Linked DNA regions of Homo sapiens: all the other regions are linked to region 3. A link is a contact called in ENCODE Hi-C or POLR2A ChIA-PET data. All regions are on one chromosome and are shown on one strand. The core of a region is the stretch at or near the end of the contact, and the rest is flanking DNA. Distances in the headings are between cores, read along the strand shown.

Evidence for each region. Hi-C counts contacts between places; a loop is a spot of excess contacts on that map. ChIA-PET counts read pairs that join two places held with the same protein, here RNA polymerase II (POLR2A). Pooled maps may share reads with other maps.
Region 1: a loop to region 3 is called in a map of ovary, with 9 times the contacts of the local background. The contact joins the promoter of AKAP13 here to the promoter of ABHD2 in region 3. A Hi-C loop is called at or near these places in 1 of 168 maps with a recorded cell type or tissue (ovary) and 4 of 50 pooled maps. POLR2A ChIA-PET finds 5 or more read pairs at or near these places in 1 of 52 experiments (WTC11).
Region 2: a loop to region 3 is called in a pooled map, with 2.2 times the contacts of the local background. The contact joins the enhancer-like site here to the promoter of ABHD2 in region 3. A Hi-C loop is called at or near these places in 3 of 50 pooled maps. POLR2A ChIA-PET finds 5 or more read pairs at or near these places in 2 of 52 experiments (GM12878 and activated T-cell).

What each region holds. Positions count from the first base shown.
Region 1 is chr15:85,379,290-85,382,480 of GRCh38, reverse strand. AKAP13 (A-kinase anchoring protein 13) reads right to left here and starts at 1,878. Exons shown (of 37, transcript NM_007200.5): 1 at 1,683-1,878. It overlaps MIR7706 (microRNA 7706), which reads right to left and starts at 1,885; the gene lies at 1,819-1,885. RefSeq lists silencers at 1,174-1,341, 998-1,567, 1,948-2,027.
Region 2 is chr15:92,802,539-92,805,713 of GRCh38, reverse strand. No RefSeq gene overlaps it. Among named protein-coding and RNA genes, the nearest start is that of CHASERR, 79 kb to the left of the region's middle. RefSeq lists an enhancer at 1,223-1,272. Within about 2 kb of position 1,818, at least 34 of the 41 ENCODE cell types and tissues checked have a DNase peak (open chromatin) inside an H3K27ac peak, as active enhancers do; they include GM12878, where a contact is called at or near this core.
Region 3 is chr15:89,086,597-89,090,055 of GRCh38, reverse strand. It overlaps ABHD2 (abhydrolase domain containing 2, acylglycerol lipase), which reads right to left and starts at 1,600. Exons shown (of 11, transcript NM_152924.5): 1 at 1,493-1,600. LOC124903573 reads left to right here. Exons shown (of 7, transcript XM_047433432.1): 5 at 1,124-1,221; 6 at 1,370-1,988; 7 at 2,115-2,495. The coding sequence ends at 2,329. RefSeq lists enhancers at 941-1,460, 1,402-1,581, 2,192-2,837.

The DNA of each region.
Region 1 (3,191 bases), core at 629-3,128, 3.7 Mb after region 3:
ACCACACAACCAGGAAGGGAAGCCATGGAGCGAGTACTGTGAATCCTAAAAGCGGCTCTGTAATTTAAAAGTGCAATGGCTGTACCTGAAGAAAATTTGTCTTTAGCTTCATCAGGTGAAGAAAATTGGTTTTATAACACAAGGCCCACCAAACCAGAAAAGCCCAGGAACGCTTCTCCACAGGACTCACTTAGCACGAGAAATCACTCTGAGCAAACTGACACACACAGTATTTCTCAAATTTTTCTTTTTCATTTAGCAGATGGTAAAGGAATACAACTGAAGTTAACAATAAATGACACTCTGGCCATTTTGCTCCACTATGAATGACAGACATTTAAGCTAGTTCCATCTGGGGAACTGAAACAGAATCATGTTCATATAATAAGCCACACAAACCAAATTAAGTGTAATATGTGCACCCAAACTTGACAAAACTTGTACTTAATGCAGCCTGCAAATCCCCAAGAGTCCACGACAGAATACAAGAATAGTAACAATGATTTATCTCAACTGATCTTAGCTTCTTCACAAACTTGCCAATAATGACCTTTCAAGAACTGCACCGTTTGTCCTCATCTGCGCAATCCAACAGTTCAGAAAAACTGAAGAAAATGCTTCTTCTAAAAATAAAACACTTGTTGTGGGGGGGACTACTAACAAAAAAAAAGGCACACTGGTTTTTACTGTACTGAAGCAATAAACTCTCCAAATAACTTCATTAAGGAGTGTCATTAGCAAAGAATGAACACCAAAATACCGCTCAATCCAATTTTCATTGTGAATTCCGGGATCTAGAAAATTAAATGGGACGGTATCACTCTGCTATAAGAACTATTTCCAAAACAAAACAAACCTATCTACCCCCTTTCTTGATTTTTTTTTAAAAAGTTTTAGGGTTTTTCCTTTTTTCAACTTCACATACTTCGTGGCTTTGCAAAAAAAAAAAAAAAAAAAAAGCAGTAAACCGTATTTACCAAAAAAAAAAAAAAAAGTTTTGTTTGGTATCAAAGTATAGCTGCAAGCTGAGCCGGCTGGCTGCACGGGTCCCAGAGCGCGTGGGGACCGCACGGGTCTCCTGGGCCGCTCGCCTGCGACCCGCGCGGGTCAGCTGGGCCGCACCCCCGAGAAGCCGCGGAGAGGCACCGACAGGCAGGCGCGGCCCGACGTGTTTACCGTCCGCGTCGACCCCGGGGAGCCGCTCCCTCGCGCCCGCAGCACTTGTTCACGGCGCGGACTCCACGGCGGGGACTCCACACCGCGGCCGCCCGCCCCAGGGGAGGAGTGAGCCCGCCCCGGCGGCGCCGACCCGGGGACCCGGGGCAAGGATTCGGGGCCTCGCTGGGGGCGGAGCGCCTGAGGTAGCATCGGCGGCCGGGCGCGCCCCCCACCCGGAAAGCGGCGACGGCCTCTAAGTTGGGCTGCGGAGTGGGAGGCGCGCCGAGCCCCAAGCAGACAATGCGGGAGAAGGGCGATGCGCAGGGAGGAGGGGTCCGCAGACCTGAGGTCCCGGCGCCGCCCGGCGACCCGTCTGTCCAGCCCGCCCCCGAAACCCCCGCAGCCCCCGCCCCTCCTCCGGGGCCCGCCCCACCGAGCAACCGCAGGGGACTGGCCGCGCTCCGCGCCCCGACCCACAAATCACAAAACTTCCCCCAACTCCGCCAACTAAGTTGCGCTCTCACCGTGCGGCTCCCGGGGCTCCCCCGCGGGCCGAGCTGGGACAACTCTTCACCTTCGCCGCGGAGAAAGACAATAGGCGGCCGCTCCCCCGGAGGCGGCTAAAGCGGCGGCGACCGAGGCGAGCAATGGGCACGGCAGTCTCGGCAGAGCACAGGCGCTTCACCGCGGCTGCTCGGGCTCCGCGCTGGCCCTGCACACAGCTCCAGTCCGCGCATGCGCCGAAAGACGCTCGGGAGGGTGGGCGGGGCACGCGGGAAGGCGGTAACGCCTGCGAGTCCTCCCGTGAGTACACGCGGAGCAAGAACTGCGAGCTGGGATTGCACGGCAGAACTGCCCATCTCGCTGCATGAGACCAATAGTAAGGCTCCTGGACGGGGCACTCAGGTTGCTAAGGGAGGCTGAGGTTGACCGCCGCTGCTGCTCGGCGGCAAAGTGATCAAAGTAGGGTGGCTGGCAGAGGCTGCTCTGGGAAATGCCCACCCACGGTCTCCTCTCCGCCCTGTCTCCAGAAACCGCCCTTCCTCTGTGTACTGGTGGTTACCTGAGCTGCAGCACTTAACCACACATCGTGAAATGATTTACTCCTCTATTTCCCCCACTTCAACTCAGGAAGTGGGGTTTAGTCTTCTGTGTCCACAGCCTAGGACCGTCTAAGGTATTAGGTATTAAATATAGGTATTAAACAAGTGTTGGATGGATGCACGGCGCTATGGCGGAATCACAATTGTGACAGTGCATTCCGTGAACTTCTGGCTACTCGATCACCACAAAGTCATTCCGTGTTCGAGCTGCAAAGGACCTCAAAAATCATCTGGTTGCTTTGGGAAACAAAATGTGGTCCGTGTACCAATGGTGCCGGTAACCACCGGCCCACAGAGGAAGGGCGGTTTCTGGAGACAGGGCGGAGAATATATTAGTTGGTACACGAAGAAACTTCTTTTTTCAAATAGTTAAGTGTTTTTAGTGCGCATTAGGAGGGAAATGCCTATCACGTCAAACCACTGTTTCATTAATGTTATTTCTTAGGTCAAATAAAAAGTGGCAAAAAACGAAAGCACTTCAAGAAAAGTGTTAAGTAAAAAACTGAGACAATTTATATGCAGTTGAAGAACGTGTAAAACTAGTTGATAGTGATTGAAGTAAGAACAGCGGTTAGGTAGGAGGAGAAGATTATTGGCTGGGAAGGAGGAGGAGGGAACCCTCTGGGGTGCTGGTTCTGTATTTTGACCTGGGTGATAGATAACAAAAGTATATACATGAATAAAAAATACATCCAGTGCACTTTAGTGCACTTTGCACATTTTAAACATGTATTTTTAATGTCAGTTTTCAAAAATCTGGTACAGGATATTACCCCCCCGCCCCCAAAAGAAAAGCAAAGATGCAAATGACTGCCATTTGGGAAACACTGATCCAGGCGGCTCACTAGCAGTGACCAAACACCTGAGAAAGGGTATTGTGAATACCTGATGTGTGTGCCAGGAACTTCCATTGTTGAATAGCTCCAAATC
Region 2 (3,175 bases), core at 569-3,068, 3.7 Mb before region 3:
GGGCTTTGTGACTTTGGACATGTAACTTAACCTCTCAGCGCTTCAGTTTGCTCCTTTGTAAAACAGATTTGTAAAAAGTGCTTGTTCCAGGCTGGGCTTGGTGGCTCACTCCTGTAATCCCAGCACTTTGGGAGGCTGAAGCAGTGGATCGCCTGAGTCCAGGAGTTCGAGACCAGCCTGGGCAACAAGGTGAAATGCCCTCTCTACTAAAATTACAAAAATTAGCTGGGTGTGGTAGCGTGTGCCTGTAATCCCAGCTACTCTGGGGGTGCTGAGGTGGGAGGATCGCTTGAGCCCAGGAGGTCGAGGCTTCAGTGAGCCCAGATGGTGCCATTGCACTCCAGCCTCGGCAACAGAGTGAGACCCAGTGTCAACAAATATATAAGTAAACAAATAAATAAATACATAAAGTACTTGCCTGTAGGCTTGTTGTGAGGTTGGATTGTGTCACGGTATATACCTTATTTGGAATATTGCTTGGCACAGTCATTGTTAGATAAATAAAAAAAATCAAAAGAGATGTAGAAATAGAAGTTTGATGAGAGTTCAGAGGAAAAAGATTTCTTTTTCTTTTTTTCCTGAGGCGGAGTCTTACTCTGATTCCCAGGCTGGAGTGCAGTGGCACGATCTTGGCTCACTGCAACCTCTGTCTCCTTGGTTCAAGCGATTCCAGAGGAGAAAGATGTTAATGTTTGTTTTGTACCTAGAACCTCATCGCTGGATGGGATTGTAAAGATCTGTGACTATTTTACACATTTGTTCTTTTTTTTTTTTTTTTGAGACAGAGTCTTGGTCTGTTGCCCATGCTGGAGTGCAGTGGTGTGATTTCGGCTCACTGCAACCTCTGCCTCCTGGGTTCAAGTGATTCTCCTGCCTCAGCCTCCTGAGTAGCTGGGATTACAGGTGCACGCCACCAAGCCTGGCTAATTTTTGTATTTTTAGTAGAGACGAGGTTTCACTCTGTTGGTCAGGCTGGTCTCGAACTCTGACCTCAGGTGATCTACCTGCCTCGGCCTCCCAAAGTGCTTGGATTACAGGTGTGAGCCACTGCACCTGGCCTCCCATTTATTCTTAGCAGTAACAGTTGGTCCCTGAAATTAGGAAACTGACTCTATTGTGATCTTCCAAGAGCTACATTGTCCAGCCCCTGGGCCTGTACATCCTTATGGAGTGAAGACTGACAGTTTTCCCTTAGGTCAGTGGAGCTACAGTGGCGTGTTGGAGTCAGCTGCTCAGAATGATGATGCACTTTTCTTTCCAACTTTGGTTTCAATGACATCATGTTGGTAGCTTGAAACTGGCCATAGCAGGGGTATTTACACCACAGGAATAGGTAAACACTACATATTAAGGCTTTTCCCCTTGGAGATGCCTTGTTAAATATTTACCAACACTCCACTGCCTGTTACAACACAGCAAAAGCCCCTCTGAGAGAAGGCCAGAGAATGTACCTAACTCCTCCCAGGTTGTCCAGTGTTTCATTGTCCCTGGACTGAAGAGTCCCTCAGTGGCCTTTGCTGAGATATTTCAACACCCTAGTCTCTTAAACTGTAAACAAAGGAGAGTCATGAGTTATTTCTGGGTGAGTCAGTCCAATATTGCACAAGCATTTCTGGGGGTAGTAGAGGGGAGGCAAGAGGGAAACTGGGTAGGCTGGGGAGCTATCTAACTGCCCAAGACACTTGAATCCTAAACAAACGGGAACTAAATGAGAGGTGGGAGGGACATAGTCTTTTCTGACGGGAACTGTCTGTGACTCATTCTCTTTCAGGAGTCAGAAACTCCAAAACCTGTGGGAGTGGGGAGGGGCGAGCAGTGCGGTTTTTAGAGAGGTGTGGAGTTATTATAGGGACTCTTAAAATTCTTCTCCCTTGCTCAGTGTGGTGACTCATACCGGTAATCCCAGCACTTTGGAAGGCAGAGGCAGGAGGTTTGCTTGAGCCTAGAAGTTCAAGACCAGCCTGGGCAATGTAGCAAGACCCCAACTGTATAAAAAATAAAAATAATTAGCCAGACATAGTGGTGCATGCCTGTAGTCCCAGCTACTTGGGAAGCTTAAAAATCTACCTCCATTTAACCTGGTAGATTTGGGGATGTGTGTGGTGGGCTGAATAATGGTCTCCCAGTGATATCCCAATATGTGGAAACTGAATGTTACTTTATCTGGCAAAAACAACAAAAACCAAAACACAGGCAGGGCAAGGTGGCTCACACCTGCAATCCCAGTGAGACTCTGTCTCAAAGAAAAAAAAAAACAAAAAAACAAAACCCCAACAACTAGGGCTTTGCAAATGTGCAGGTGTGTAAGTTAAAGATCTTACTTTTAAAACAATTTTATTTTAGGGTGTGGTGGCTCACACCTGTAATCCCAGCACTTTGAGAGGCCGAGGTGGGCAGATCACCTGAGGCTGGGAGTTCGAGACCAGCCTGACCAGCATGGAGAAACCTTGTCTCTACTAAAAATACAACAAAGTTAGCCGGGTGTGGTGGCTCATGCCTGTAATCCCAGCTACTTGGAAGGCTGAGGCAGGAGAATCACTAGAACCCAGGAGGCGGAGGTTGTGGTGAGCCAGGATCGTGCCATAGCACTCCAGCCTGGGCAGCAAGAGCGAAACTCCGTCTCAAAAAAAAAAAAATTATTTTATTTTATTTTATTTTGAGATGGAGTCTTGCTTTGTAGCCCAGGCTGAAGTGCAGTGACATGATCTCGGCTCACTACGCCCAGCTTAATTTAAGGATCTTGATGCCGGGCACGATGGCTCACGCCTGTAATCCCAGCACTTTGGGAGGCCGAGGCAGGTGGATCACTTGAAGTCAGGAGTTCAAGACCAGCCTGGCCAACATGGTGAAACCCCACCTCTACTAAAAATTCAAAAATTAGCCGGGCATGGTGGCACATGCCTGTGGTCCCAGCTACTTAGGAGGCTGAGGCAGGAGAATCACTTGAGCCCGGGAGGCGGAGGATGCAGTGAGCCAAGACTGCGCCACTGCACTCCAGCCTGGGAAACAGAGCGAGACTCCATCTCAAAAAAAAAAAAATATCTTGAGATGGGGAGATGATTTTGGATGATCAGGGTGGGCCTTAAGTGTTATCACATGTATCTTCCTAAGAGGGAGGCAGAGGAAGGCTTGTCTACACACACCAGAGAATTTCTGCCACAGAGACTGGAGTGAA
Region 3 (3,459 bases), core at 351-2,850:
TCAACCCTTAGTCATGGGCCTGTGATGACCAACCAGCCCTGTGACCACCCCAGGCCTCAGTTTCCTCACCTGTGCATTGAGGAGACTGAATGAGAGTCCACCTAATTAGACTTAGATAGAGATGAGCTCTATCTAAGGTGCCTTCAGCTCTAAAATGTCACAGTCCGTGCTGACTACCAGCTGTATATGGACTGCTTTCTGACTAGATGTTCAAAGATTAATTCATCCTAAAACACACAGCAAGGTGTGTTAAGATTCTTTCTCTGCCTCCTGACCTTTAGATTATTATGTTCTCTCTATTCCGGCAAATGACAGAGGGTAGTGAAGGATTTCTCTTTTGGACTCTGCTTAATGTGGCTGTAAGGAAACGGCCTTCGAAAAGCTCTGGGCACAGATCTTGTTGACTCTGCCAAACCTGCAGTCTCTCCAGGTCCCTCTGTGGAGCCTGTTCTTGGAACATGCCTTTGGATTTGGTTACTGGAATGCAGGTGAAACTGACAAACTGGAGGTCCAGCAACCAAAAAAGAGAGATTGGGAAGATTAAGAGAGCGGTCCATGGTAGTTCAAATACAAGGAGTTTCACAGTGGCTAAATAAACCTCTATCTTTTTGTATAATCCAGTCTCTTTGCTAACACCCACTCTTGAGAGCTGAAACCTCAAAATTCATTATGGGTGAATTCAACAGCCACTTGGAACCTAATGGACCCCCAGAAGTACTCTTCTCAAGCTAGGCATCAAAGGCCACTTAGAGTGCATTTGTGGGTAGAGAAGGCCCTTACAGATGGGTCATGCAGTCCTCCCTTGGGAGTCCTAAGCATCCGACACAGGTGGCTGTCATCAGGCCACTGCTTGGACATCGCCAAGGTCGAGGCGCTAGCTGCCCGGCCTGGCAGGCAGCCTCCTGCGCTGCTGGACAGCTCTAGCTGTGGGAAAAGCTCACGAAGGGCCTAGAACAGTGCCGGTCGCGGGGCCGAACTCGGTAAATGTGCTTCCAAGTGGGTCAAAAGCTGCCTTTCTAGAACTTAAACCCACTGGTCCTGCGTGAGCCCCTGGAGCCCCGAAACACAGAGGCCTCTCGGGTATCTCGGGCTGTAATCAGGCCCCTCGGCCCTCTCCTTCCAGGTGCGGATCCCGGACCTTCTTCGCCGAGCCTGAACCGGCAGACCCCTCCCCAGGCCCCTGAAGACCCAGGAGTGAGCACCAATGGGGGAAAGGCCGCGGTCGGGGTTGTCCCCAACCTCGGTTCCTCGGGCAGAAGGGGACAAAGGGCCTCAGGAAGGCGTATCCCCCGCCGCGATCTGGGCTGTCCCCACCACTGGGCAAGCCAGCCCCTGGGACCCCCACGGCGCCAGATGACAGGCCCCCCAGGATCCCCTCAGGCTGCGGCGTGATGGGCCGAGCTACGCCGGGGACCTCGGGGCTCGGAGATTCGGTTCGACGGGTCCGGGGTGCGATCCCCGCTCCGCGGAGCTCGCTCGGCCGTGGCTTTACCTGCGTGTGATTGACTACAGGTGCTCAGCTCGCCCCCAGTCTGGTTCCTGCAGCTCCCCGGCTGCCAGCGGCGCTCATGGATATACAGCCGGAACCCCTGGCCAGTGCAGCTCCCGCCGCTACCGGCCCCGCCCAAGTAACTGCCGCCACGCCCCTGACGACCGCTTCTGCCACGCCCCTAACCACGGAAACCGCTTGTTCATTGGGCAGTTCAGCCGCTTCTCCACTTGCCCCGCGCGCTCATTGCGTCTAGGAGGGGATCCATTGATCAGCGAAGCTGTTCCTCAGAGTGGAGGCGGGATTCTTAGGGGAGAGCTCCTCAGCAATTGGTTACATTTGACGGCTTTAGTCCAGGGACCCAGACGCTACTGGATAAGGCCAGCCCGGAGTGGGCGGGGAAAGGGGAGGAGGGCTAGAAGGTGGGTCGTGTTTGATGTCGATGGGGGCGGGGTGAAGAGACGGGTAATTGTGACCGCAAACTGCTTTAGAGGGCTGGGTAAGGTCAGCTGTCGACTGGGCTCAGAGGAATGAGGTCGGCTGGTAGCTCAGCTGCTGGTAGCTCAGCTGGGGCTCTTATGGGTCCAGGCCGACTGACTGACTCACGTGTACTCAAATTTCGCAGGGGTGAAATTTGAGGTCATATCCCGGGAGAGAGGAAGAAGGGTCGTGAGTCACCGAACCCGAAGGAGAGGAAAAGATGTGGAGGCAGCGGTCTATGGCCTCTTCCAGCTCCGGACGGGGGATGGGGACGCTCTGGGCAATACGGGCCTCAGTTATTGTCCCACTGTCCTTTCAACCCTTAACCAACCCAGTTGGAGGCCGCCTGGAAGAATGTAGCCTTGGAACTAGGGCCTGGAATTGGGGCTCCTACCGGTTGTGTGGGCTTGGGCAAGTCACTTAACCTTCCCGCATGCTCCCTTCACTTGGCAACTGAGGGTAACAATAGTAGTTGATGAGAAGATTAAATAAACTCTGATAAATGCCAACAGTGGCTGGCACTCAACAGGCATTCAATCAAGGCTGATTCTTCCCCCATCACCCACTCACCTCATCCGGCTGGGAAACTAGGCCCATTTCTAAAATTCTATGAGCCTGAAACTGCTTTTGCAATGGCATGTCGTGTACCAAGAATAGAACACTTGAGCGACTTGAAATGCAACCCCTGTAGGGCAGACAAGGCCACCCTACCAAGGCCCCATAGGGCTCGGAGAGAGGGAGCAGGGGATGAAATGAGAGGAGCGATTTAGTCAGAGAAGGGAAGTGGCATTTGTTACCATGTAAATTTTTCCCAACATATTTCAGGTTGTGACAAGGAACAGTGGGCTGGCTCAAGTTTTATGGAGCGTAACCAAATAACATCCTTTGAAGGCTGATCAGCACCGGACCAGAAATCATTGCATGAGCTCTATCTGTCAGAGACCCCTGAAACCCATTCCCCATTCTGAAGGTGTAGACATCACAGAGTGTGGACAGAAATAGCTTCTCAGGCCTGAATGTAGCCCCAGACCCTTTGTGTCTGTCTTTGAAAGAACTCACAGCCATGGTACATCAGAGTGAAGGAGAAGAAAGAATCCTTTGCCATTGCTCTATTTTTCATTCAGTTGTCATGTTACCTTGAAAAAAAAAGGTTTCATCTCAGTGTTTATATATTCCTCTGTATTCTCTTTCATCTTGGAAAAGAAAAACCCAGGCTTCAGTAGCAAAGTCTCTTAGTGATGAACCCCATCGTCCTGACTCTGAGTTAAAACAGTTTGGACTTCCAAAAAAGAGCTTTAGATTATCACTAGATAAGTATATAAGGTAATGCATATGTTAACTAGCTTGGTGTAGCTATCCCACAATGTATACATGTATCAAAACATGGACCGGTACAGTGGCTCACGCCTGTAATCCAACATTTTGGGAAGCTGAGGCGGAGCCCAGGAGTCTGAGACCAACCTGGGCAACATAGTGAGACCCCGTCTCTA